Linked DNA regions of Homo sapiens: region 1 is linked to region 2. The links are chromatin loops, found by intact Hi-C in ENCODE. Cell type or tissue: endothelial cell of umbilical vein. All regions are shown on one strand. Links, peaks and the distances in the headings refer to the core of each region. The heading gives the core; the rest is flanking DNA.

Region 1 (15,145 bases), core at 4,798-12,797, 120 kb before region 2:
AGCTTGTTTGGCATTGAAGTTGGAAGCCCTCCTGTATTCCTTTCCTGTTGTTGCTGTACCAAATTACTGTGCATCTGTTTTTTTTTGTTTGTTTTGTTTTGTTTTGTTTTCGTGATGGAGTCTCACTCTGTCACCTAGGCTGGAGTGCAGTGGTGCGATCTCGGCTCATTGCAACCTCCACCTCCCGGGTTCAAGCAATTCTCCTGCATCAGCCTCCCAAGTAGCTGGGATTACAGGCACCTGCCATCACATCTGCCTAATTTTTGTAATTTTAATAGAGATGGGATTTCACCATGTTGGCCAAATTGGTCTCAAACTCCTGATCTCAAGTGATCCACCTGCTTCAACCTCCCTCCCAAAGTGCTGGGATTACAGCCATGGGCCACCGCACCGGCCAGCATCTGTTTTAAAATGAAACAAATAGATTTTCTTACAGTTCTATAGATCAGGGGTGGACATGGGATGAGGGTCTCACTGAGACAGGATCAAGGTCGCTTGATCACCATTGCTGCATTGCTGCGGAGGCTCTAGGGGAGCACCTGTAGTCCCAGCTACTGGAGAGGCTGAGATGGGAAGATTGATTCAGCCTGGGAGGCAGAGGCTACAGTAAGCTGAAACCATGCCACTGCACTCTAGCCTGGGTGACTGAGTGAGACTCTGTCTCCAAAAAAAAAAAAAAAAAAAAAAAAAAAAAAAAAAAAAACCTGGCGTTCCTCTTGAGTTCCCATTCCTTTTACCAAGAGAGCTCTGCAGAAGCCACAAGGCAAAGGTATGCAGCTCTCCACCCCTAGTCCTTTCTTTCTCTGGAACCCCTGGATGTCATCTTAGCTGACCTGCTATACCCCGAAGAAGAGATCAAGCTGGAGCTCAAAACTGGGGTTCCAGTCCCCGCTCTGTCCCCAGCCCCCAGCCCCCACAGGCCTCTGCAAAATAAAGATCTTGGAGTAGATGACTATTTCTCATTTCTGCTCCAGCTCTGAAAATGTATCTTTATGCATCCTTAGTCTACTATGCTCAGATATCGAGTTCAGTTTCTGTTGCTTCTATTAACTAAATTTACATTAGCAAGAAATTATTTTTCAAGACTCTCCCTTATTTAAGTTCAAGTCATAATGAGTCAGCCAGCACTAACGAGCTTTGAGCTTTGACCAATGGAAGAAACTGTCATACTGACCTCTACCTTTCAAAGAAAGGACCAATCAAGTAGTGGGTTTTTCTGTTTTTATTTTGTGTTTTTTTAGTTTTAGTTTTTGGCTACTGGCCTGCCTAAGTCTTTGAAAACTCATTCACTTAGTTATTTGTTTAATTTAATGGCTATGCTATAGACTATGTTTATGTCCCCTAAAATTCATATGTTGAAACCTAATCCCCAATATGATAGCAGTTGGAGATGGGGCCTCTGGGAGGTGATTAAGTCCTGGGGGTGGGGTTCCTCATGAGTGGATGTGTGCCTTTATGAAAGAAACCCCAGAGAGGTCCCTCGCTCCTTCTGCTGCGAGAGACAGAGTGAAAAGAGGGCCTTTTATCAGCCAGGAAACAGGCCCTCACCAGACACCAAATCTGCCAGTATGCTGACACAGGACTTCCCAGCCTCCAGAACTAGGAGAAATAACTTCTGTTGTTTACAAGATACCCAGTTGATGGTATTTTGTTATAGCAGGCCATGTTATAGCAGGCCAAACAGACTAAGACACTCTAACTTTCAATATAGCCCTGTTTTGTCTGCTAACAATTGTCTTCCAAAGTTTAAAATTAACAAATCAGTAATGATTCGCATATATAAAATCATACCAGCCAGGTGCAGTAGCTCATGTCTGTAATCCCAGCACTTTGGGAGGCCGAGGCAGGAGGATCACCTGAGGTCAGGAGTTCAAGACCAGTCAGGTCAACATAGCGAAACCCCATCTCTACAAAAATACAAAAACTAGCCAGGCATGATGGCGGGTGCCTGTAATCCCAGCTACTCGGGAGTCTAAGGCAGGAGAATCGCGTGAACCCCAGAGGCAGAGGTTGCAGTGAGCTGGGATGGCGCCATTGCACTTCAGCCTGAGCAACAGAACAAGACTCTGCCTCAAAAATAAATAAATAAATAAAAACAAGAAAAAAAATTATCCCATCTGTCTATGTAAAAAAGCTTGGGTGCAGTGTAGAAATGTTTATAGAGTGATACACATGGAGAGAATTACTTCTAGCTTTTACTTCTAGCTTTTTTTTTTTTTTTTTTTTTTTGAGACGGAGTCTCACTCTTTTGCCCAGGTTGGAGTGCAGTGGCGCGATCTCGGCTCACTGCAAACTCCACCTCCTGGGTTCATGCCATTCTCCTGCCTCAGCCTCCCAAGTAGCTGGTGCCCGCCACCACACCCGGCTAATTTTTTTTTTTTTTGTATTTTTAGTAGAGATGGGTTTCACCATGTTAGTCAGGATGGTCTCGATCTCCTGACCTCATGATCTGCCCACCTCGGCCTCCCAAAGTGCTGGAATTACAGGCATGGGCCATGGCGCCCGGCCACTTCTAGCTTTCTATACCACCGAAATGTTTCAAACGTGTATACGCATTTCTTTTACGTTTAACTTTAATTAAATAAACATCCCAATACAATTCAAATATTACAAATACCTAGTTATGTACAAGCTAAAAAACCCTGACTAAATTTATATCCTTCCTTATATACCTATTAAGTAATAAAGTAAAAAAAAAAATTATTCTTCAGGTACTTTCAAACACTTATGGAAATGATTTTTTTATTCCTATTCTCAAGTAGCTATTACTTTGCCTGTTAATTGCCCTGAAAATATGTGAAAAGTCTGTGATACTGGGCTTCCAGGAGATACACTAATTCCCCAAAAGCCTGCTTTTAACTTTAATCGAGAAAGAATCTGTAACTCCAGAACCAGAAGTGGCTTCCAGGGCTGGGCAGCAGAATCGGCCAGCCCAGCATGCCCAGCTACAGACCCCACAGGTTCATGTTAGTGGAAACGTTGAATAACTATAACCTGAAATGATCAGAAATGACAAACGCTTTTGAGGAAAGATCAATTACAGCTGTATGTAAACATCTTTTAGCCTTGCTTTCTTCTAGAGCAAGCCTCTCAGTGGAGCTTAGGAGCCTACGACAGCTATATCTGTAGCCCTTCCCCACCCCTGGGATCCACCATCCTAATCAAAACCTCTGCAGGATCTGGCGAGGTGGCTCACACCTGTAATCCCAGCACTTTGGGAAGCCAAGGCAGGCAGATCACCTGAGGTCAGGAGTTTGAGACCAGCCTGGCCAACATGGTGAAACCCTGTCTCTACTAAAGATACAAAAATTAGCAGAGCGTGGTGGCAGGCACCTATAATCCCAGCTACTCGGGAGGCTGAGGCAGGAGAATGGCGTGAACCCGGGAGGTGGAGTTTGCAGTGAGCCAAGATCGCGCCTGGGCGACAGAGTGAGACTCCGTCTCAAAACAAACAAACAAACAAACAAAAACAAACAAACAAAAAAAAAACAAGAACGTTCTCAGTCTCTTTGGGAGCTGATTCCAACAGGATCTGAGCCCTGCAGGAAGTCTTTCCTTCTCCCCTTCCACTCTCCTCCATTTTAGCTTAAGTCAGTGTTAATTTAAAGCTACTTTCTAACAGGACACATAACATCCCCCAGAGTCCTACTCAGGGAGGACCAGTTTAGAAGTGGGGTACTCACTAACACCTCTCGATTGTGGGCCAGACAAACATCTGGGGAGTGAGCTGAGATAACTGCATTCCCTCCCAAAACAAAGTGATATACAACAAGGTTACTTAACATTCTGGCTTCTGTTCAAAGAAATCACCCCGTAACACACAAGATAGAGGATTTCAGGGGCTTGCATCTCACTGCTGTTAACAGCCTGAGTTAGGGTCTCAATAACTGCAGGTCAGGCCAGCAGCAGAAAACACAACCTCGTTAAGGTGGATGAATGAACAGATACATTAGACGCGAGCTGGATAAAATGCTGGAAAGGTAGAAAGGGCGGGGAGGGGATCCTGTCTCAGGAGTCTGTTGTGTTTTCTCCTTTGGGTGACAAGAAACCAAAGGGGCAGAGCCCACACCTTTCCCTGCCTCAAATGCCCATGTGAGGGACTCAGGCCAGAAACCATCCGTGAAAGGGCTTTTTCATCATTTCTTGGCCAGCAATAAACCACTTGTGACAAGTTTTTAAAGTTTTCTCTTTGTACCTGGGATGCTGTGCTTGGGAAATAAGCCAGATCACGCTCAGTAGCCTTGAATTCTTGTCAAAAGCAGGATACATACCAATCATCAGAGCACGTATGATACGAGGCGGGAATGTGACATCTGATAAAAGGGGTTATTTGGTGGCATTCAATAAGATAAATACTTAAGCTCACAAAGAGTCACCGGTCAGCCCTAATCCAGCCTTTCAAAATTATAAATCTATCCACAGACACACGGTTTTCTTCACTCAATACGAAAATACATTCAAATGCACCAGGCAGTGGTTGCAGGTTCAAATGCCGACAGGCGTTGGGAGAGAAGCAGACAGGCATAGGGCAGGGCCATGTGGGGGTCAGAAGAAAACTGAGGCAGCAGCTGCCCAGCTTGGCCAACCACTGCCAGGTAGAAGTTGGGCCTACTATTTCCAGACCTGATCTTTCTTGAGAAAAACTAATTTTGACATAAAATCAAGTGATTTTTAAATACTGCTTCAATTTTTTTTTTTAACATAGCATGAAACAAACAAAACACAGCCTGCTAGGAATCAGCGGAAGAGACAGTGGCATAAAAGGTCACTTCTTGCCAGGCGCAGTGGCTCACGCCTGTAATCCCAACACCTTGGGAGGCTGAAGTGGGCGGATCACCTGAGGTATGGAGCCTCAAGACCAGCCTGGCCAACATAGTGAAAACCCATCTCTACTAAAAAAAAGTGCAAAAAATTCACTGGGCCGGTGGGTGCCTGTAATTCCAGCTACTCGGGAGGCTGAGGCAGCGGAATTGCTTGAACCCAGGAGGAGGAAGTTGCAGTGAGCTGAGATCACACCACTGCACTCCAGCTTGGGCAACAGAGCAAGACTCCATCTCAAATAAATAAATAATAGTCACTTCTTGATCCAAATGTCTTGTACTTGAAATTGAACTTCCTATCACTTGACTGATAAAAATAAATACTTAAGAAGAAAGAACAGCATCATCTTCCTAAAATGTGATCATTAAGAAATGACTATTTATAGACCGGGCACGGTGGCTCATGCCTGTAATCCCAGCACTTTGTGGGGCCAAGGATGGTGGATCACTTGAGGTAAGGAGTTCAAGACCAGCCTAGCCAACATGGTGAAACCCTGTCTCTACTAAAAATACAAAAAAATTAGCCAGGCGTGGTGGCACACACCTGTAATCCCAGCTACTCGGGAGGCTGAGGCAGGAGAATCCCTTAAACCCGGGAGGCGGAGGTTGCAGTGAGCTGAGATTGTGGCACTGTACTCCAGCCTGAGCAACAGAGCAAGACTTCATCTCAAAACAAACAAATAAACTAAAAATACAAAATTAGCCAGGCATGGTGGCATATGCCTATAGTCCCAGCTACCCAGGAGGCTAAGGCAGGAGAATAGCTGGAACCCAGGAGGCGGAGGTTGCAGTGAGCCAAGATTGCACCTTTGCACTCCAGCCTGGGTAGCAGAGCGAGACTCTGTCTCAAAAAAGAAAAAGAAAAAAAAAAGAAATGACTATATATTAACTCTATTCTGAGCCAACACTAATATCACATGGGACAGAGCTTTTGCCTCTATGGCCCATGGATAAGCTAACACCAAGGGAGGCACATCTGACAGTTTCCTACAGTGTCTGTAAAACACTGTCCAGCCCTGCTCAAACAGCCCCCGCTGTCTTCTTCTGAACAACCACAATCCTGTTTTGAGACCCCACTTCGGTGGTTAATCAATAATACTGATGGAAGAATTCCCCTATAGTTCCTAACCTCTGTTCTTTGACCTTACCCCTTGGGTCCAAGGTCATGGCAACGTGGTGGTAAAACTCCAACACCCTCCTAAATCTTTCTGCTTCACACTCCGAGCTCATTCATGCACACATCTGAATGCTGTCATTGTCTGGACCTGAGGCTGAGGCTCAGGCTATACCCAGGCATGGAGGGGAACTGCATACATCTTATGGTTCACCAAGAATGTGCTCATAAAAAAACAAACCAACCAACCTCGTAGCCGCAGAAGGACCGCGAGATTGCCTGCCCTCCCCGGCACCATGTACTTGAGCTCTCCAGCAGGTTTTACACTCACGTTCAGCAACAAGATTAAGACGAGGCAAAAGGAGACAAACGGGACCTTTTACACACATGGTCAAAGATGTGCAGAGAGAAGGTGGAAGGCAATGCATCGTGGCATGATTTATGATAGCCAAAAGGGGGAAACCTCCTAAGTGGTAAGCTTGGGAGATAGAACAAATACTCTGTGGTGTACGTACGCAGAAGAATATTGTATAGCCATTAAAAAACCTCTTATTGGCCCAATGCAGTGCTTACGCCTGTAATTCCAGCACTCTGGGAGGCTGAGGCAGGACAGTTGCTTGAGTTTGGAGTTTGAGATTGGCCTGGTCAACATAGCAAGACCCCCATTGCTACAATAAAATACAAAAATTATCCAGGTGTGGTGGTGTGCGCCTCTCATCCCAGCTACTTGGAAGGCTGAGGCGGGAGGACTGCTTGAGGCCAGGAGGTCAAGGCTGCAGTGAGCCAAGACTGCACCACTGTATTCCAGCCTGGGCAATACAGCAAGATCCTACCTCAAAAAAATAAGCAAAACACATTAAAAAAGAAAGAAATTCTGTGACTTGCAGCAACATAGGTGGAACTGGAAGTTGCTAAGTGAAACATGCTCATTTTAATTTTCCTTTCTAAGGGATGAATCCTAATGAGGTGGGTGGTAAAGGCAAGATACTCAGAAGGTAGGCTGCCAGGGTCTGGCAGAAAAAGGCTTATTTTCACCAAGCTCGGAAGCTTCCCCAGATGAGAAAAGAGGGAAGGGACCAAAGAATAAAAATAAAAAATAAAAATTCCACTGCACTTGGAAGATGCAGAGTGTCTGAACATTACCTCCAAACAGGGCACCCTGTTTGGCTAAAAATAGCCAGAGACTGTGGTACTTCATCCAGTATCAGCCCTGAGTCTCCCACACACAGGCATCTTCACTCTCTGGAGCACTTCAGGAGTTTACAAAGCACTTTCAAGCCATCATCCCCTGGGGAGGAAAGTGGTATTGTGGGTTGCATAGTCCAGACTCTAGGCATGGGCTGTCTGGTTTTAATCGTGCCAGCTATGCGACCATGGGAACTTTCCTTAGCCAACTTACACTTCATCTACAAAATGGGCACAATCATTGTGACTCTATCATAAGAGGGGCTCATAGCCCAGGGCCTGGCACAGAGCAGGTATTCAATAGGTGATCATTTCTCACTGCCGTCAGTACCACTGTTATCACCATTACTACCTCATCTTTAGCAAGGACCTGTGAAGTCAATGGCCCTAGTCCCTCTTTACCTTTGAGGAGGCTGAGGTGCAGCAATGATTTGCTTAAAATCGCACAGCTAGGCCGGGTGCAGTAGTTCACGCCTGTAATCCCAGCACTGTGGGAGGCCAAGGCGGGCAGATCACTTGAGGTCAGGAGCTCGAGACCAGCCTGGCCAACATGGTGAAACCCTGTCTCTACTAAAAATTCAAAATTAGCCGGGCGTGGTGGTAGATGCCTGTAGTCCCAGCTACTTGGGAGGTGAGGCAAGAGAATTGCTTGTACCTGGGAGGCGGAGGTTGAAGTGAGCCAAGATCGTACCACCGCACTCCAGCCTGGGCAGCAGAGCGAGAATCCGTCTCAAAAAAAAAAAAAAAAAATCACACAGCTGATTGAATTGAAAGTTACAAGTTAAACATGGCCAGCAATTGCACTGCAGAAGCAGGGAAGGCCAATGTGATGCCCTCACCTTCCATGAAAGTGAGTAGACAGGGTCTTGAAATACAGACATGCATTTATGCCACTGGGAGGCTACAGGAACCCACGGCAGATGTTTCAGTAAAACTCAGCCCTCGCTGAGGTCACAGTGCAATGATATTCCATGTCCTGGCACATTTGTAAAAACTGAGCTACTAAAAGCAAAGTGTAAAGCTGCATCTATAATTTACAGTTGTGCTTTTAAATTTTAAAAAATACTTTAATAGGCTGGGTGTGGTGGCTCACGCCTGTACTCTCAGCACTTTGGGAGGCCAAGGTGGGTGAGTCACAAGGTCAGGAATTTGAGACCAGCCTGGCCAATATGGTGAAACCCCGTCTCTACTAAAAATACAAAAATTAGCTGGGCGTGATGGCGTGCACCTGTAGTCCCAGCTGCTCGGGAGGCCGAGGCAGGAGAATCACTTGAACCCAGGAGACGGAGGTTGCAGTGAGCCGAGATGGTGCCACTGCACTCCAGCCTGGGTGACAGAGTGAGACTCCGTCTCAAAAAAAAAAATAAAAAATAAAAAATATATATATATTTTAATGAAGCGTGAGGGTAATTCTAATACATGCAAAGAATTATCTCTGCAAGTATACTCAGATATTAATAACAGCGGGTGTCGCAGAGGAAGAAGCCTGGGAGAATGGAAGTCAGGGAAGGAGAGCAACAGGCTTCTCACTCTGTGCCATGAGCATGTGCTAGCCATGGAGACACTCTGCATGTTACCTAGAACTGCTGATTCATTGCTCTGGAATTATTCAGCTATTCAAGACCCAGTGAAATACAGCAAGCAGCTTTCATTCATACACACACATGTGCATCCATGTGCACACACATACTAACATGGCACACAGGAAAATACATCACACATACACACACACACACACACACGTATACCTGAACACAAGCGTAAGTCCTACAGAAATGTGAAAGTCATATGACTTTCTTTTTTTTAAATTTTTTTTTTGAGACAGTCTCGCTCTGTTGCCCAGGCTCGAGTGCAGTGGTGCAATCTCGGAAAGCCATATGACTTTCTAAAGGAAGTTACTTAATTCACCCTCCTTCCTGTTTAATTATATGTACTACAGCATGATTCTGTACTGGTCCTCTCTCTCTCTCTCCATATATATATATACACACACACACACAAAGTAAATATTATTTTATATATTTATATATTATGTCAATATTTAAATTATTATTTACATAATATATATTTACATAATATATTATATAATATATATTTACATAATATATTATATAATATATATTTACATAATATATTATATAATATATATTTACATAATATATTATATAATATATATTTACATTATATATATTTCTTTACATATTTATAATATGTAAATATTTACATATTATAAATATGCATATCATATATTATATAAATACACATAAAATAAAATAAATATATATGTATATTTAAATATGCATACATTTAGAAGGAGTCTGAGAAAATCTATACCAGAACATAAACAGTAGTAGTTATCGCCAGGTGGCAAGAATCACAGGTTATTTTTTATCTTCTTTTTGATTCTACAATTTCTCCCTTTTCTGTAGTGAAGACATTAGTACTTGTGATTTTAAAACCTTTTTTGGCCAGGAGTGGTGGCTCACGCTTGTAATCCTAGCACTTTGGGAGGCTGAGGTGAGTGGATCATTTGAGGTTAGGAGTTTGAGACCAGCCTGGCCAGCATGGTGAAACCCTGTCTCTACTAAAAATATAAAAATTAACCAGGCATGGTGGTGGGCACCTGTAGTCCCAGCTACTCAGGAGGCTGAGGCAGAAGAATGGTTTGAACCCGGGAGGCGGAGATTGCAGTGAGCCAAGATCACACCACTGGGCGACAGAGCAAGACTCTGTCTCAAAAGCGCCTGGCCAAAAAAAGAAAAAAAGTTTTTTAAATATGAAAAATTCATGGAAAAGACAAGTGAATGAGCCATGGACAGAGCTGATCCTAGCTGCTTACAGGACAGCACCTCCTGGCTCAAACCAAGAAACAAAGGCTTGGAAAGTTGCATTATCACCAAGGCCCCCACTGCCACTCCCCACCACCCACTCTCGACACTGTGGAACATCCTGGAAATGGTGGGATGCTGTCAGGGCTGAGGCCTGCTCGCTCCAGCATCTGAGCAGTGCTCCGCTCCTCCGGGTCCGACTGTATCTATTTCATTTCCTCCGTGACTTACTGTACGGTGGCAGGGAGGGCCCAGCGCCCCCAGGCTGTAATCGATAGCTGAATAAAGACACTTCAAGGTTCCCCAACTGGAATGTGCACAGGAAACAAATTTAGGAAATCCTGCTTTCTGTTACAGGAAATGAATCCTACGCCAACTGGTAGAAATTACTCCAGCAGCTCCCAAGTAAAATGCATACTGGTTTCTACACATGTTCCATAAACTGACCTTGCCTAGGCTAGCAATGTTTTATTGATATTGAATTTCAAAGGCACGATTCTAGAGCCAGCCAAGTCTATGCAGAATCCTACAGGGACTTGGAAACAGTACGGCTTTCTGAAAGATTTCACCTTAACTAGATTTAGCCTCCTCTGAGCCTCATGAGGCATTTATATAAACCTATTTGTATTTGGCAGTAGGCGGCCTCTGAAGTAGTTTTTAGAAGGCTGATCAGGAAGACATTAACAATGACTATACCTTTAGTAAGATTATGGGCTACTTTTTACTTTTCTGATCAATGCATTCATGTGTTCTACTATAGACATAAAATAACTGTGCAATACAAAATAATAAAAGTTGTAAAAAAAAAACCACAGCAAGGCCAGTCGCAGTGGCTCACGCCTGTAATCCCAACACTTTGGGAGGCCAAGGCGGGCGGATCACGAGGTCAGGAGATCGAGACCAACCTGGCTAACACGGTGAAACCCCATCTCTACTAAAAATACAAAAAAAAATAGCCGGGCGTGGCAGCGTGTGCCTGTAGTCCCAGCTGCTGGGGAGACTGAGGCAGAAGAATGTTGTGAACCCGGGAGGCAGAGCTTGCAGTGAGCCGAGATCACGCCACTGCACTCCAGCCTGGGTGACAGAGCAAGACTCCGTCTCAAAAAAAAAAACAACCACAGCAAAAAGGTAACACTGGCCTCTGAAGACACCAAAGGCCAAAGGAAAGTAGTTCTTTTTTTTTTTCTCAATCATGATTCAGAATCTTAGAAAAACAAGACAAATCTGATTTCAAGTGCAATTCATCCACAGAAGAGATAAAGTACCATTCACTTTGAGAAAAAGCGGCCGAGAAGTGCAAAGCATTCCATGAAAGATTTATCCTCATGGAAAAATCTTTGCACAGCCCTAAAACAAATACACCAAAGTCCAGTGGGAGCAGAGGAGTGGGCAACGGGCATTAAAGCCTCCAGAGATGCCAACAGGAGCATCAGGGGCCTCAGGCAGGACTTGCTTCTCAGATCATCAGCATCTGGAGCTTGCTCAAATTTGAATTCCGCTGGGTGCGGTGGTTACGCCTGTAACCCCAGCACTTTAGGAGGCTGAGGCAGAGAGATCACTTAAGCTCAGGAGTTTGAGACCAGCCTGGCTAACATGGGGAAAACCCTGTCTCTACTAAAAATACAAAAATTTGCCAGGCATGGTGGCGCACTTCTGTAATCCCAACTACTTGGGAAGCTGAGGCATGAGAATCGCTTGAACCCGGAAGGTGGAGGTTGCAGTGAGCCGAGATCATACCACTGCACTCCAGCCTGGGCGACAGAGCAAAAAAAAAAGGCCTGGCACGGTGGCTCACGCCTGTAGTCCCAGCACTATGGGAGGCTGAAGGATCACTTGAGGTCAGGAGCTCAAATAAAATAAAATAAATTTGAATTCCATCAAATACCCACAGGTTACTGGTTCCAAGTCCATAGCTACCAAAAATATGGCCCTCTCTGACATCGCTATTCCACAGTATCATTCCCAAAGGGAAAAACAGACTAAACCTGCCAAGCCACAGAAAGAAGAAATGATGATAAACCTGAAATTGTCACTTACTATGGCACAAGTCCAAGTAGATCAGGACAATCACCCAAACCTACCCTCCCTCCCCCTCTCTCTTTCTGCACACAATTCCCATCTCAGAAGGTAGCCAGGGGTGTACAACATTTTTCACTCCTAAAAAGCCTGGTTCAAATGTCAACAGTCACGGATGAACTGGGTTTTATAGCTTGAGCTATTCCACAAACACCCTGCAGGCTGGAAGGAGGAGTCTCCCAGGTGACAAATTCCACTGCCCAAAAAAGGGAGAAAGAAGCACCAGGACACAGAAGATGACACTCAAGCGTTCTTCCATTTGTGAACTTTGGGAAAGATGTTCATTGTGCCATCCCCCAACCGCCAGGAACCGCAGGCTCACTGATACTTGCAAATTGGTCCAGAACTTTAGGAGCCCCATTCTTCCTAAAATGGGTTAAAAAAAAAATTGGGATTCCTCCCAATGTTGGTACAAGAGTTAAATGTTTAAAAAAAAAAAAAAATTCTGGGAAGCACTCTGGCCATAGTTACCATGAGCCTTATGCTCATTTAAAGCCGGGCATGGTGGCACACGCCTGTAGTCCTGACTACTCAGGAGGCTGAGGTGGGAGGATGGCTCATACCCACGAGTTCAGGGCTGCAGTGAGCCATGATTGCACCTATCAAGAGCCGCTGCACTACTCCAGCCTGGGCAACATAGCAAGACCCCATCTCTAAAAATAAAATACTCATTCAATTTGACCCACAAGATATACTGACTGCCTACTTGGGGCTTCACAACAGCCCCACTGTGGGGGTTCCATGGCACAGATCTGGAGGCACAGCAAGCATAAGTAACTGCCCAAGTGTGGAGCTGGATCCCGGGAGTAAGTCACACACTATACTGTGTCACACAAGCCTCCTCCCTAGGGGCCTGGGGCTGTCTTGTTAGCACTAATATCACAGTGTTAGTCTACTCAAAAGTATCTCTTGAATTCATAAACCCAATCACGCCACTTCTAGAATTATAAGGTGTAAGGATGTTCATTGCAAAATACTTATAAATATCATTGCTAAAAATTAGGAATAACCTAAGTTCCTACAGTATGAGAAGTTCCAATTATGAGAATAGTTAGGATATTAGGGTATATGCATAGGTAGCAATTCTTAAAGAATGCTTTCAATAATATTCAAGATGATTAGAAAACAGAAATGATAAAATAGTAAGTGAAAAAAGGAGGATACAAACTATATCAATAGGAAAATTCACGTTTTAAAAAGTAAATTAAAAGATATTGAAAGGTGGCCGGGCGCTGTGGCTCACACCTAAAATCCCAGCACTCTGGGAGATGGAGCCGGGAAGATCGTGCCACTGCACTCCAACCTGAGTGACAGAGCAAAACAAAAACAAACAAACAACACCTCAACAACAAAAAGAAAAACAGACAAAGTGAAAATGGATAAAGGATATGGATAGACATTTTTCCAAAGAAGATAAACAAATGGCCAATAAGCATACGAAAAGACGCTCAACATCAGGGGCCATCCGGAAAATACAAATCAAAACCACAATGAGATACCGCTCCACACTGACTAGAACGTCCAGAATCCAAACAACTGACAGTAACAAGGATTGACCGAGATGTGGAGAAACGGAAACTGTCATACGTTGCTGGTAGATACGTAAAATAGCGCAGCCACTTTTGGAAAACAGACAGACAGCTCCTCAAAAGGTTAACTATAGAGTCACCATATGACATTGCCAACCCACTCCTAGGTATATACCCAAGAGAAACAGAAATCTACACCCACTCAAATACTTGTACACAATTGTCCATAGCAGCATTATCTATATAGACAAAAAAAAAAATCCAAATGTGCATTAATTGATGAATGGATAAATAAAATGTAATATATCCATAAACAGATTATTATTCAGTGATAAAAAGGAATGAAGCATTGATGAGTGAATATGCATGGATGAATCTTGAAAACATCACACTAAGTAAAACAGGCCAATCACAAAAGGCCACCTATTGTATGGTTCCAGATGTTTGGAGTGTCTGTCATAGGCAAATCTATAGAGGTAGAAAGTAGATTAGTGGGTGCTTTAGGGCTGGAGGAATGAGGAAGACAAGGGAGTACAGCAGGAAAGTGGGTATAGAATTTCCTTTGGGGTGATAAAAATATCCTAATTTGATTGTGATGATGGTTGCAAAAAAAAAAAAAAATCCCAAAATATACTAACTATATTAAGAAGCCATACTCACCAACGCAGTGACTCACGCCTGTAATCCCAACACTGTGGGAGGCCAAGGCCAGTGGATCACCTGAGGTCAGGAGTTCAAGACCAGCTTGGCCAACATGGTGAAACCCCATCTCTACTAAAAATACAAAAAATTAGCCGGGCATGGTGGTGGGTGCCTGTAATCCCAGCTATTCAGGAGGCTGAGGCAGGAGAATCGCTCGAACCCCAGAGTGGGTGGTTGTAGTGAGCCGAGATCACGCCACTGCACTCCAGCCTGGGCAAAAGAGTGAGACTGTATCTCGGGGAAAAAAATAAAATAAAAAAGTCATACTTTAAATAGGTAGACTGTATGGAATGTGGAGTTTATCTTAATTAAGATCTTAATTATTTACATCTTTTTTAAAGTATGTGGTTTAAATGGGACCTTGTGCCCTGTTATGCTGGCCTTTTGAGTTACAAAACAAAATCTCTAACTTTCCTAATTCAGACTATACCTCAAGTCCAAGGCTATTCTTTTTAGAGGAAAGGCGTTTCTTTCTTGTATTTGAAAATGTGTTTCCCAGCAGCCCTGCATCATCCTGGCTCCTGTCTGCCCTGACACATTGCTTCCTTAGAAAACGCCTAATTCCAGCACAGAGAAAACAAGCAGGGCCTCCCCATGCCTTGCTGCACCTGCCCAGGTTTACCTCATCGGGGCTGGATGCCTGGTATACGCGGCAGGAGTCTTCGTACTGCTTCTCGGCCTCAGCCTGATCAGTCACACCGTTGGACTCATACACGGGAGTCACGTTGTGGCAGAGCGCGATGGCCTTCACGGCTTCGTGCACGCGGCTGCTCATGGTCCGCCGGACCTTAGTGGTGAGCGTTGGGCCCTTCTGAGCCGGTGGGTCCTGGGATTGCTACAGGAAGGAGAAATGAACAAGGAAGATGACCAGAGGCAGGAATGATTTGGAGA
Region 2 (14,714 bases), core at 6,715-14,714:
TTGCTAAATGCCACAGAGATTTAATTGGGGCGAAGGAAGAGCATCCGGCCCAGTCCACCTTTCCAATTCTCACCAGAAGCCTTTCCCTGCTCGCACAGGGCCTCTTCCAACTGTCTTCCCCCAGAGTTTCTGCAAATTCTGTTTAGACAAAAATAAAAGCAGGGCCAGGCACAGTGGCTGCTGCCTGTAGTCCCAGCACTTTGACAGGCAGAGGTTGGCGGACTGCTTTAGCTCAAGAGTTTGAAACCAGCCTGAGCAACATGGAGAAACCCCATCTCTATAAAAAAATACAAAAATTAGCCAGGTATGGTGGTGCATGTTTGTAATCCCAGCTACTGGGGAGGCTGCAGCGGTAGGATTGTTTGAACCCAGGAGGCTGAGGTTGCAGTGAGATCGCACCCACTGTACTCCAGCCTGAGCAATAGAATGAGAGTACGTCTCAAAAAAAAAAAAAGGTTTTAAATGTATAAGCACAACCAACTATCCTATTTCTTTCCCCTTGTAGCAGTAACATTATGTGTTTAGACTGCGCCATTTCAGCATGGGCCACTAATTCCTAAATGTCAGGCATGACTTGGGGTATTTACAAATCTCAGGAACTTTTATAGACTTCATGGTTTTCTTTAAATTGACTGCCTTTTATTTAAATTCTAAAAGGAAACTTCCTGCCATGACACAAGAAAGCAAGTATCATTTGGTACAAACAGAAGGGCTCATAAAAATAATTGCTAACCTTTCATACATATATTAATCTTTCAAACTCACAAATTAGAGAAAACAGATACTAGTTGTTAAAATCAGAATCATTCTAAATGTCATCAATAAAAATGTTATAATTAGTCTTTTTCTTTCCAAATTAAACCAAAATCACCACCTTCATGAGTGACCCTGAAGACACGTCCCAACCCCTCCACCCCTTCAAAGGCAGTCATAAAATACAGCCAGCCCTTATCACTGACTTTCAACATTTCCATCTGGGTAAAGACACTAAAAGAACATTCTGTTCTGAGAAGTAAGGGACAAAAGTCCAAAGATGGCCGGTTCCATGCCTTGCCTCCTTTTTCCAACTTATTGCATGCAAGACAGAGGTCAAGGTCAAAGGGTGCCCCCATCTCCTTGCGGACTGGACTACAGGGACCTCCTCTCGCCAGCCAGCTGTACAGTAGGTAGAAAGAGCCCTTTTGGGCTGGGCGCAGTGGCTTATGCTTGTAATCCCAGCACTTTGGAAGGCCAAGGCGGGCGGATCATGAGGTCAAGAGTTCGAGACCAGCCTGCAGAACATGGTGAAACCCCGTCTCTACTAAAAATACAAAAATTAGCCAGCCATGGTGGCCTGCACCTGTAATCCCAGCTACTCAGGAGGCTGAGGAAGGAGAATCGCTTGAACTCGGGAGGCGGAGGTTCCAGTGAGCCGAGATCATACCACTGCACTCCAGCCTGGGCAACAGAAGGAGACTCTGTCTCAAAAAAGAAAAGAAAGAGCCCGTCTGCAAGGAAGCCCGGCAGGCACGGCACCCATGTCCACACTCCATCCTTCAGAGTCCCTCTGTGGGTTTGCAACAACACATCTTCTGGTCTCCACGTGGGCAGAGAGCAGCTAGTCTGGTTTTGGTCAGCACAAGGCAGAGCAAGGGAGGACCTCTGTAACTGAAGGGGATGGCGCAAGTGCAGCTGGGCGCTGGCAGAGGACAGAGAGCACAGCCCCATGGGCCGCTGCCAAGCTCCACTGTTCTCATCCCAGGGGGGCAAAGAGCTGTTGGTGCAACTCTCTCCTCCAGCCCAGAGAGGGGAAGGTCGGTGGCTGAGGAGGGGGGTGTCTCTGGGTTTCACCCACCAGCACAATCCCCTCCCTCAAAACATACCCCTATATGCTTGGTATCTAATACTCCCTCCACCACATCAAAGAAAGGATGTTAAAATGTACACACACGGCCGGGTGCGGTGGCTCATGCCTGTGATCCCAGCACTTTGGGAGGCCGAGGTGGGTGGATCACCTGAGGTCAGGAGTTCGAAACCAGCATGGCCAACAGGGCAAAACTCTGTCTCTACTAAAACCACAAAAATTAGCTAGGCGTGGTGGCGGGTGCCTGTAATCCCATGTACTCAGGAGGCTGAGGCAAGAGAATCGCTTGAACCTCAGAGGCAGAGGTTGCAGTGAGCCGAGATCGCACCACTACACTCCATCCTGGGCGACAAGAGCAAGATTCTGTCACAAAAATAATAATAATAATAAATAAAATTAAAAAATAAAATAAGATGTACACACACCCCTACATGCCACATATCTAATACTATCTCCACTTTGTCAAAGGAAGGACATTGAAACACACACCCACCCCACTATATACAATTGATCCTCATAATTTATAATTTCTGTATTTGCAAATTCACCAAATCCCTCAAACTTGTAATCCCAAATCAACAGCTGCAGCCCCTTCACAGTCACTAATGGATGCGTGCAGTGTAGCCAAAATGGTGAGTTGCTCCTCCCTGCCCCGCCCCCAGACACACACATTCCCAGCTGAGGTGACACAAGGCTTCTCATTGCAGCTCTCACACTACAAATAGGAGTCATTTTTGTGGTCTCTTACTGCCACGATTTGTGCATTTTTGTGCTTTTCCCTGATGGTTTTGCAGTTTAAAATGGCCCCTCAGCACAGTGCAGAAGAACTAGTATCTCTAAGCACAGGAAGGCTGGGATGTGCCACGTGGAAAAAATACACGTGTCAGATAAGCTGCCTCCAGGCGTGAGTTACAGAGTTGTTGCCTGTGAGTTCGATGTTAATGAATCCATAACGTACATTAAATATGCGGTTTTTAAAAAACAGAAACACACCTAAAACGAGGTTCTTCATTGATCAGTCAACAAAAATAATGTGACCAGAGCCTCTCAGGAACCTAACCCCATATTTCCCCTAAGAGCAATGGTTCCATATTCGAAAATTCAGTGCTCACAACGACTGAAATAAAGAATGTAAGTACTGGGCAGGGCACGGTGGCTCACATCTGTAATCCCAGCACTTTGGGAGGCCAAGGCAGGCGGATCACCTGAGGTCAGGAGTTCGAGACTAGCCTGGCCAACATGGCGAAACCCCGTCTCTACTAAAACTACAAAAATTAGCCGGGCATACTGGTAGGCATGTGTAATCCCAGCTACTTGGGAGGCTGAGGCAGGAGAATCACTTGAACTGGGAGGTGGAGGTTGCAGTGAGCCAAGATCACGCCACTGCACTCCAGCCTGGGCGACAGAGCAAGACTCCGTCTCAAAAAAAAAAAAAAAAATGCCAGGTGCAGTGGCTCACGCCTGTAATCGCAACACTTTGGGAGGCCGAGGCAGGCGGATCACAAAGTCAAGAGATCAAGACCATCCTGGTCAACATGGTGAAACCCTGTCTCTACTAAAAATACAAAAATTAGCTGGGCGTGGTGGTGGCGCAGGCCTGTAGTAGTCCCAGCTACTTGGGAGGCTGAAGCAGAGAATTGCTTAAACCCAGGAGGCAGAGGTTGCAGTGAGCCGAGACTGCGCCACTGCACTCCAGCCTGAGTGAGAGTGAGACTCCGTCTCAAAATAAAAAACAAGAATGTAAGTCCTGAGAGTAATGAGAGTCCTACCTAACACCACCTCCATCACATCAAAGAGAAAGGGCATTTTTGTTTCCTTATCAGTAAAGCAAGAATAAAAAAAATTACCAACATCAAAGGGCCATTGTGCAGCATGAAAGAGGAAACATGAGTTCAGAGCCAAAACACTGCAGGTCCTAAATAAATATTCATCTTTTTCCTCCACCGTCAGATAATGAGTCACATAAACATGCTGACATAAGCTCTATGCTCTCAGGCAAAATGTAGGACCTCTGAAATGCCTCTGATGCCTCCACCCAGGTGGCGGGCTTCCTGTCTAGATTCCAGTCCCCTTTGTGGGATGGAAAGAGGAGCACGACAATCCGTTCCCAGGGTCTGCAGCACACATCGGTGTGTGACAGCTTCTCCTCATTGTTGTAACAAATTAGCACAACTTTGGCCGGGCGCCGTGGCTCACGGCTGTAATCCCAGCACTTTGGGAGGCCAAGGCGGGCAGATCACGAGGTCAGGAGATCCAGACCATCCTGGCTAACACGGTGAAACCCCGTCTCTAATAAAATACAAAAAATTAGCCGAGCGTGGTGACAGGCGCCTGTAGTCCCAGCTACTCGGGAGGCTGAGACAGGAGAATGGCGCGAACCCGGAAGGCGGAGCTTGCAGTGAGCCAAGGTTGCGCCACTGCACTCCAGCCTGGGCGACAGAGCGAGACTCCGCCTCAAAAAAAAAAAAAAATTAGCACAACTTGAGTGGCTTAAAACAATGCAAGTTTATTACCCTACAGTTAGGTCCGAAGTCCAAAATGGGCCTCATGGGACTAAAATCAAGGAAGGTGTCAGCAGAGCCGTGTTCCTTCTGGAGGCTCCAACCGAGTCCGTTTCCTTAACTCTTCCAACTTCTAGAGTCCCCCGCATTCCTTGGCTCATGGCCCCTTCTTCCCTCTTCAAGCCAGCAGTGCAGCCTCTCCCAATCTTTCTCTTATGCTGACACTCACTCTCCTGCCTGTCTTTCGCTTTTAAGGACCCTGTGATAACACTGGGCCGGGCCAGGGTCAGTGGCTCACACCTGTAATCTCAGCATTTTGGGAGGCCAAGGTGGGCAGATAACTTGAGGTCAGGAGTTCAAGGCCAGCTTGGCCAATACGGTGAAGCCCCGTCTCTACCAAAAATACAAAAATTAGGCCAGGCATGGTGGCTCACGCCTGTAATCCCAGCACTTAGGGAGGCCAAGGTGAGCGGATCATGAGGTCAAGAGATCGAGACCATCTCGGTCAACACGGTGAAACCCCATCTCTACTAAAAATACAATTAGCTGGGCGTGGTGGCATGCGCCTGTAGTCCCAGCTACTCCGGAGGCTGGGGCAGGAGAACTGCTTGAACCGGGAGGCAGAGGTTGCAGTGAGCCAAGATCACACCACTGCACTCCAGCCTAGTGACAGAGCAAGACTCTGTCTCAAAAAAAAAAAAAAAATTAGCTGGGCGTGGCGGCGGGAGCCTGTAATCCCAGCTACGCAGGAGGCCGATGCATGAGAATCGCTTGAACCCGGGAGGTGGAGGTTGCAGTGAGTAGAGATCATGCCACTGCACTCCAGCCTGGGTGACAAGAGCGAGACCCTGTCTAAAAACAAACAAACAAAAAGATTTAAGGTGATATATCCACAAATGGCTTTTTTTTTTTTTTTTTTTTTTGAGACAGGGTCTCACTCTGTTGCCGAGGCTGGAGTGCAGCGGTATGATCAGGGTTTACCGCCACCTACGCTTCCTGGGCTCAAGCACTCCTCCTACCTCAGCCTCCCAAGTAGCAAGGACCACAGGCTCAAGCCACCATGCCTGGCTTTTTTTATTATTATTATTTATTTTTTGTAGAGACAGGGTTTCACTATGTTGCCCAGGCTGCTCTTGAACTCCAGGGCTCAAGCAATCCTCCTGCCTGGGCCTCCCAAAGTGCTGGGATTACAGGTGTGAGCCACCAAGCCCAACTGAAATTCTATTACACAATAAAAAGAAACTTCAAAAACTTCATGCTAAATTAAAGCAGCCAGACACAAAAGGCAACACGTGGTGTGATTCCATTGATAGACAATTTCCAGAAAGGGCAAACCTATGGAATCAGAAAGCGGATCACTGGTTGCCTGGGACTGGGGCAAGGGCAGGGATGAATTGCAGATGGGCTGGAGGAGACTTTCGGAGGTGATGGAAACATTCAAAACCCATGCCGGAGTGATGGTTGCATAACTCCATACACCTGGTTTTTTTTTAATCAATGGTTTACATACTTTTTTTTTTTTTTTTGAGATGGAGTCTCGCTGTGTCGCCCAGGCTACAGTGCAGTGGCGCGATCTCGGCTCACTGCCAGCTCTGCCTCCTGGGTTCACGCCATTCTCCTGCCTCAGCCTCCTGAGTAGCTGGGACTACAAGTGCCCGCCACCACACCCAGCTAATTTTTTGTATTTTTAGTAGAGATGGGGTTTCACTTGTGTTAGCCAGGATGGTCTGGATCTCCTGACCTCCTGATCCGCCCACCTTGGCCTCCCAAAGTGCTGGGATTACAGGAATGAGCCACCGCACCTGGCCAGTTTACATACTTTCAATAGATGTATGCTATATAAATTATACTTCAATAAAGCTGTTTAAAACATTGTGGTAGACAACATATCTATTCAGTTCTTCTTTCTCAATCTGATTCATATTCAAAACTTCCTAGTCCCCCAAATCCAAATATATCAAGCATCAAAGCATCCTCATCCAGTGTGGCCACCCACAAAACGTAGATTGTTACAATGAGGCAAAGTCTTGGGCCACCTGGTACCTAAGCTCCCATCCTTGCCACAACATCACACCAGGGCCTCGACATACCTGGACAGAATGCTCTACATAGTTATTCATTTTCCTAAATTTGATCAGGAAAAAGCAGTGAAATTCATATTTCTAAATTTCTCATAAAAGGCCCCTCCTCTCAAAGAAGCACACTGTAGACCCCAACGGTAAACCTCATGCAAACACCTAAGGATTACCATTAGCCCTAGTAAACACCTAAGGCATACTGAGCACTTATTCTCCTAAACTTTACATGGACTAAAAAACTATGAGATACATAATTATTGATATTCCCATTTTACAGATGAAACAACTGAGACTCAGAGAGGTAAAGTTATTTTCCCAAGATCACACAGCTAGTAAGCAGCAGAGCCTGGGTGTGAACCCAGCTCCTCAATGGACTCCTGCGTCCTGGCTCCTAACAAATAATCCCTGCCATTTCACCACAAGAGGAGCTCCATTCAGCCATAAGCAAAGGGCATGATGTCATAAAATGGTTTCCAGCAATGGAGGTGAAATGCCTTGTTTCCTAACTACACCATTTCAAAAGTTTTCTCAACATCAGGATGTGGTAACTTTCTCAAGAGAGAAAAGAACTTTGAAGCCAGGAGATTCCTCCAAAAATAAGCTGCACGTCTTCGCAACATTCGCTGAGTGACCCCAGAAATAACTGCATTCTGTCCCCTATGACATGTGGCATCGTTTTTGGTTTTTTTAACCACAAATCTTCCAACCATTCCACAGCTTTATTGCCTAGAACCATTAGGTGAAATGGGTGGATCCGGTTCAAAACTGCCTCCTCTCACAACCTCCAAGACCACGAACACATTAATATCAGTGAATCTTTGTTTCCCTGTCAATAAAATGGGAGAATTTTTTTTTTTGAGATGGAGTCTTGCTTCTTCACCCAGGCTGGAGTGCAGTGGTACAATCCTGACTCACCGCAACCTCCACATCCTGGGTTCAAGCAATTCTCCTGCCTCAGCCTCCCCAGTAGCTGGAATTACAGGCACCACCACCACACCCGGCTAATTTTTGTATTTTTAGTAGAGACAGGGTTTCACCATGTTGGCCAGGCTGGTCTCGAACTCCTGACCTCGAGTGATCCGCCCACCTTGGCCTCCCAAAGTGCTGGGATTACAGGCTTGAACCACCACATCTGGCCCCTAAAATGGGAGAATTAACTCCAAAAACTCACATGGTTGTTGTAAGGATTAAAACAGCCCTATTTATCTCAAGTGTCCAGCAGACAGCCTGACCCATTACATATTACTTTTTTCTTCCTTTAACCACCCACCCACTTTAGCCCTCACGCTGCCATCCCCCAGCCCCTAGTTCTATTTCAGGAAGCTCCTCCATCTCTCTGTGCTTCTCAAGAGTTTCTAAACTTCAGGATTCCACCTTGATGTTGCTACTCCTGAAAATGCAGATTATATACAAGAGCATTTACGCAAATGCACAGCAACCCTGATACACAATTTGAATCCAAATCCATGTCACTGTTTAAGAAATAGATTGGCCAGACACAGTGGCTCACATCTGTAATCACAGCACTTTGGGAGGCCAAGGTGGGTGGATCACCTGAGGTAAGGAGTTCGAGACCAGCCTGACCAACATGGAGAAACCCCATCTGTACTAAAAATACAAAATTTGCCGGGCATGGTGCATGCCTGTAATCCCAGCTACTCAGGAGGCTGATTCAAGGAGAATCGCTTGAACCTGGAATGCGGACGTTGCAGTGAGCCGAGATCGTGCCAGCCTTGGCAACAAGAGTGAAGCTACATCTCAAAAAAAAAAAACAGAATTAGATTAGTTCCAGGCCAAGCACGGTGGCTCACGTCTGTAATCCCAGCACTTTCGGAGGCCAAGGCAGGTGGATCACCTGAGGTCAGGAGTTCAAGACCAGCCTGGCCAACATGGTGAAACAACTCTCTCTACTAAAAATACAAAGATTAGCCGGGAGTGGTAGTGGGCACCTGTAATCCCAGCTACTTGGGAAGCTGAGGCAGAAGAATCGCTTGAACCCAGGAGGCAGAGGTTGCAGTGGGCCAAGACCAAGGCATTGCACTCCAGGCAACAAGAGTGAAACTACATCGTCTCAAAAAAAAAGAAAGATTAGTTCCAAAGCTGGTAAATTCTAAAGGGGCTGTGATGCTCCATTCCAACGCAACCTAGAAAACTTACTTTTAAATAAAATTATCTGCACCACTCCCTCTGGCTCTCCATATGAACGGCTCATGTTTCTATCACGCTAATGATCACTTTTGAACAATATTTGCATTTTTCTTTCATGTACTGACTCAAAAGTTCTCAACTCTGACTGCATGTTAAAATCATCAGGGGAGCTTATTAAAATATATAGATAGAAACCCAGGTCCCACCCTAAATTCTTATTTCAAAGGTCTAGAATGAATCAGAAAAGGCTAGTTAAGTTTCCCTGGTGATTGCAATGAACAGCCAGGGTCAGGACACCCACACCTGTTGGGCAGGTCTTCTTTAATTCATCCTTGCATCCCCATCAGCTGGAGTGGCTCCTGCACATAGTAGGCGTCTCATAATTGCTCATGGCACAAATTAATAACCACTGGATTTTAGACTCCACTGATCATATTAATTCATCACAGTATTTACGGAGGATGTACGATGTACCAGGCACTGTTCCAGGCATAGTGTTCAAGTCAATTGTCATCATTAAAACGAAGGAGGCCGGGCGCGGTGACTCACGCCTGTAATCCCAGCACTTTGGAAGGCCGAGGTGGGTGGATCACGAGGTCAGGAGTTCAAGACAAGCCTGGCCAAGATGGTGAAACCCCCGTCTCTACTAAAAATACAAAAACTAGTCAGGCGTGGTGTCGGGCGCCTGTAATCCCAGCTACTCGGGAGGTTGAGGCAGAGAATTGCTTGAACCCGGGAGGCGGAGGTTGCAGTGAGCCGAGATCTCGCCACAGCACTCCAGCGTGGGCAACAGAGGGAGACTCCGTCTCAATAATAATAATAATACTAATAATAATAAACGCAAAACAGAGAAGGGAGGAGTGAGGGAACTATCTTTGGGTCAGACAATCCGGAGTTCAATCTCCATTTTGCAGTCTTCCCTATAGCCCTTAACCTCCGTAACCTCCAGTTTCCTCCTCTGGGTAATATCAGTGAGGCCTCTTCTTCGGAGGATTCAGGAAGCCAGGGACAAAGACCCCACAAAATGGCCGCCAGCACCATTCTTTTTTTTTTTTTTTTTAATTCCACTGACACCTGGTGAAGCCACCCTTATGGTTCACTCCACCCGCCGCGTCTCCTGTTCCGAGCAACTGACGCTGCAATAAGCGGCCGCCACCGGGAAATGCCCAGAGAGGACCAGACGCCCGAGGAAGGGCGGAGCAGAGCGGCCGCAGGCCCCGCCCAACACCGCGCTCAGCCTCCCGCGGGCTCCAGCCTCACCTGCGCGGCCTGTGGAGCTGCACATCTCCAGGCCCCGCCCCCCAGAACTCTGATTGGCGGGTCTAGGCGGGGGCCGGGAAATCTGCATTTGCACCAGCGCCCACCCCCGTCCTTCCCACCCCCGCCCCTCACGCCCAGGTAAGTCTATGGCAGGCGATACGAGAGCCCCGCAAACCTCAACGCGTCACGCTGCCATCCTCCGAACAGGAAGACGGCGAGGCGCAAAATACCAACCCGTCCCCTCTTCCCAAATGCAGAAAAACCCTTGCCTGTTCCGCGCCTAAGCTGCCCTCGGGGTCTCCTACTGCGGGAAGGGCACAGCAGGTGGCAGCCCCTGTCCCAGCCGTGGGATTCCTTCCCCGAAATTGTGGGGGGAGAACACAAGGGGTAGTGTCACCAAGCGGCCAGTAGGAGACCCTCCCACCCTCCTGCGACTGCTGGTTCGGGTCCACCCCGGGCGGAGGGGGAAGGGGCCACCGGAGCGCAGGTGGTCTCGGCGCAGCCTCCTGGGGCTGGGACCCAGGGGCGCTGATGGGGTACCCCGAGGCGTAGGCCGCGCCCCCCTAAAAGCTGAGCATATCTGGGCTCCCGAGTAATGCTCCAAGCGCAGAGCTCGGTGTGACACTGACCAAATTGTTACCTCAGATATTAATTACGGACAGATATTAATTACGGAACAATAAAACGGTGAGAAAGCACGGCTGATCCGAATTCCGCGAGTGTGTAAACAGCACTGGGGCGGGCCCGGCTTCTCGGGGTTTCTAAAGGAAGGTGGGCAAGGAGGCCCAGGCAACCGGGCGCTCGAACCCCAAAGGGCCGGCATCAGGCTAGGTGCCGCCCGGGGCTGAAGCGCAGGGACCCCCTCCCCACCTCCCCGCCTCCCCAGCCCTGCCCCAGGCTCATGGCGCCGGGCGCGGCGCGCGGCCAACCTGTCAGGCCCGGCCAGGCTGGCCCGAGCGCCGGGCTCCGGGAGGCGCGGACAAAGGAAAACACGGGCCCAGGCCCACTCACCCGGCGCGGGGCCTGCTGTCCATCCGCTTCTTCTGGCGCACCGGCTGCAGCGGGATGTTGTCCGTCATGTCGGCGGCGCCGCCCGCCTTGGCCGCCGCGCCCCCCGCGCCGCCTGGGCCGCCGCCCGGTCCGGCCTCCGCGCCGCCGCCCGCCGGCGCCGCGCCGCCCCGGGGGAGGAGGCGGCGGCAGCGGGCGGGCCGGGCCCGCAGCGAGGGGGCGAGCTCGCGAGCGCCGGGCCACGCGCGGAGCGCCCGCGCGGCCCGACCGACGGACACGGGCGCACCATGGGCCCGAGCTCCGCGCTGCGCCCGCTCGCTCCGCGCCGCGCCGCGCCTGCCACGGGGGGCGGCCGGGCCGTGTCCGCGCCGCCGCGACCGCTGCAGTGTCCCCGCCCCCGGCCCGCGCCCGCGCCCCCCACGCGCGCCCACCCGGCCACGCGCCCCCCGCCCACGCCCGCCGTGCGCGCACCCTGCCACCGCACCCCCCGCAAAATCCCACATTCACAATCACATCCCAGCCCTATACACGCGCGCTGTGACACTCATCCCCACCAATATCTGACATGCACAATCACACGGGCACCCGGCCACGCTCACCCCATCAGTCAGTCATTCTCACTCACTCTTGCACCAACGTGCATATTCACGCCCAGGCCCTACACACACACCTGCCACTGCTCACTGCCTGCAACATCTAACATTCACAATCACATGTGAGTCCTGCACACACACATAACACTCTCACCCTCCTGTTGGTCACCATCATCCATGCACCCAGTTTCTCAAGCCTCACACCCATGTGCCTGCAGAAATCACAGTCACACAGGGACCCTCAGCTTATCAGACTCCTTCACCCTCTGACCTTCACCATCCTCACCCTCATTCTCTATCTGGATTCTGGGAACTCACCATGACACACACGCACCTGCCTCTTTCATCCAAACACCCTTCAATAGTCTGAACACCCTCATTCTCACACCAGCCACTTTCTTGGGCTTGCACATGGGCCCCACTCTCAGGCCTCAGACAGTCACCCTGCATTACCTGTCACTGTGATTCACGGTCTCACACACACACCTATCTCCACCGCAGCCCACATCCACACTCACTTCCACACCCTCCCACACAGTGTCTGGGACCCATGAACTTTTCAAAGGCCTGATAAAGTTATGAGAGCAGGAAAAAAAAAACAGAGGGAAGGAACAAAGTGAGGGAGTTTAAAAATCAATATGTAACTAAAGAGCCTGAAATTGTAATAATACCATATAAACTAATCTAAAGCTGACTTTTACATAGTTACATCTAATGACTGATCATGTTGGACGCCGTTTCTTTTTTTTCTTTTTGAAACAGAATCTCCCTCTGTCGCCCAGGCTGGAGTGCAGTGGCAAAATCTCAGCTCACTGCAATCTCTGCCTCCCAGGTTGAAGCAATTCTCCTGCCTCAGCTACCCGGGTAGCTGGGGTTATACATGTGCCTGGCTAATTTTTGTAGTTTTAGTAGAGATGGGGTTTCACCATGTTGGCCAGACTGGTCTTGAACTCCTGGCCTCATGTGATCTGTCCACCTCGGCCTCCCAAAGTGCTGGGCTCTTCCTTGGCATTTGCTAAATGCCATAGAGATTTAATTGGGATGAAGGAAGAGCATCCGGCCCAGTCCACCTTTCCAACTCTCACCAGAAGCCTTTCCCTGCTCCCACGGGCCACTGCGCTTGGCCCTTTTATTTTGTTTTATTTGTTTGTTTTTTTAAGTTAGTGCTAACTGCCAGCAAGTGGATGCCTTTTGTGTTTGCTGTCACACAGGATGGAGCCACCAAATATCCCAGTGTCTGAGGTGGATCTCAAACCAAGAAGTGTGACTTATCTCATGCACCAGAGAAGTTCCTCAAGAAAAGAAGCATGTCATTAGTAATTGCTGCATTGCACATTTGGAGAGGAAATAGCATTCTCCAGCCAACAGGCCTGGTGTGCTTTGCTTCCTGCTGTCTCTTCTACATCTAAAATGATGCTTCGTACATAGCATGGCACAAGTTGGCACTCAATAAAGGCTTCTTGCATGGAAGAAGGATAAACACCCTGACACACCAATTATGGCATCAGTGTGGGTCCCACCATCTCCCATCTGCTTTGCTAGACATCCCCCTTTCAAACTCCACACCCTCTTCTCAACCCCACTACTACACAGGGTACAAGAGAAGACCAAGGAGGCCGGGCGCGGTGGCTCACACCTCTAATCCTGACACTTTGGGAGGCCGAGGTGGGCGGATCACTTGAGGTCAGGCATTCGAGATCAGCCTGGCCAACATGGTGAAACCCCATCTCTACTAAAAAACAAAAATACAAAAATATATTAAAATCACCCGGGCACGGCCGGGCGCAGTGGCTCACGCCTGTAATCCCAGCACTTTGGGAGGCCAATGCGGGCAGATCACGGGTCAGGAGTTCGAGACCAGCCTGGCCAACATAGTGAAATCCTGTCTCTACTAAAAATACAAAAACTTAGCCACGCATGGTGGCAGGCACTGGTAATCTCAGCTACTCAGGAGGTTAAGGCAGGAGAATTGCTTGAACCCGGGAGGCGGAGGTTGCAGTGAGCCGAGATCATGCCATTGCACTCTAGCCCAGGCAACAGTGCGAGACTCTGTTTCAAAAAAAAAAAAAAAAGAAAGAAAAGGTTAGCTATTAAAAGTCCTACTTCTATGATATGAATATTCATAGTTTTCCCTAATTCAAGAATGAACACAACAGCATTATCAATGCTCATCCCTGAAAGATTCCAGGTGGGTTTTTAAAATACAATTTAATTAGCAGGATTTTTTGTTTTAGTAGTTTTCCATTTATAGAAAACATAAGCAATTAGCACAGAGAGTTTCATATGTCCCCATCCTATATCCATGTCCCCAGTCATGGGGACAGTTTCCCTTATTAACATTTTGCGGTACATCCAGGTGGATCTTAAATATTTCATTGCTTTTGTTTTGTCAATACTCTCTACTTTTTCTCTAGCAAAACGTGTTGCTTTTGCAATAATTTTTTCTTTAAATAAGTTTTTAAAAGATGAAAGAGCCCACTATTAACCCTCAAAGGTACTAACACTCTCATATGGAAAGAGAGGGGGAAATTGTAGGTGGTTTTTTGTTTTGTTTTGTTTTGTTTTTGCCTTTTTACTTTCCAAATTTTCTTTCTTTATTTATTTATTTTTATTTTTGAGATGGAGTCTCACTCTGTCGCCCAGGCTGGAGTGCAGTGGCACAATCTCAGCTCACTGCAGGCTCCGCCTCCCGGGTTCACGCCATTTTCCTGCCTCAGCCTCCCCAGTAGCTGGGACTACAGGCGCCCATCACCATGCCCAGCTAATTTTTGTATTTTTAGCAAAGACAGGGTTTCACCATGTTAGCCAGGATGGTCTCGATCTCCTGACCTCCTGATCCACCTGCCTCGGCCTCCCAAAGTGCTGGGATTACAGGCGTGAGCCACTGCAACCGGCCTTTACTTTCCAAATTTTCTTTAGTACGCTTTCATAATCAGAGGAGAAAATACATTTAAAAAAACTCCTTTTTGTTTTTATTCTTATTATTTTTTGAGACAGAGTCTCACTCTGCTGCCCAGGCTGGATTGCAGTGGCATGATCTCAGCTCACTGCAACCTCCGCCTCCCAGGTTCAAGCGATTCTCCCGCCTCAGCCTCCTGAGTAGCTGGGGCTACAGGCACACACCAACATGACCGGCTAATTTTTATATTTTTAGTAGAGAAGAGGTTTCACCATGTTAGCCAGGCTGGTCTCAAACTCCTGACCTCAGGTGATCCACCTGCCTCGCCTCCCTAAGTACTGGGATTACAGGCATGAGCCACTGCGCATGGCCGTTTTTATTTTA

Evidence for each region. Hi-C counts contacts between places; a loop is a spot of excess contacts. Peaks named below come from ENCODE experiments on the same cell type or tissue, not always from the same donor. Only the 100,000 strongest peaks of a DNase experiment are listed, where the experiment ranks them.
Region 1: a loop joins it to region 2, with 3 times the contacts of the local background. A loop is called at or near these places in 7 of 110 quality-filtered maps.

What each region holds. Positions count from the first base shown.
Region 1 is chr20:51,642,062-51,657,206 of GRCh38, forward strand. It overlaps ATP9A (ATPase phospholipid transporting 9A (putative)), which reads right to left. Exons shown (of 28, transcript NM_006045.3): 14 at 14,877-15,089. Among named protein-coding and RNA genes, the nearest start is that of NFATC2, 110 kb to the left of the region's middle. In endothelial cell of umbilical vein, for the core only: no CTCF peak of the experiment used is centred there; DNase peaks (open chromatin) are centred at 8,910 and 10,280; H3K27ac peaks cover 2,240 bases.
Region 2 is chr20:51,757,461-51,772,174 of GRCh38, forward strand. It overlaps ATP9A (ATPase phospholipid transporting 9A (putative)), which reads right to left and starts at 10,930. Exons shown (of 28, transcript NM_006045.3): 1 at 10,842-10,930. The coding sequence starts at 10,909. RefSeq lists an enhancer at 4,782-5,466. In endothelial cell of umbilical vein, for the core only: a CTCF peak has its summit at 10,230; no DNase peak of the experiment used is centred there; H3K4me3 peaks cover 1,901 bases; H3K27ac peaks cover 623 bases.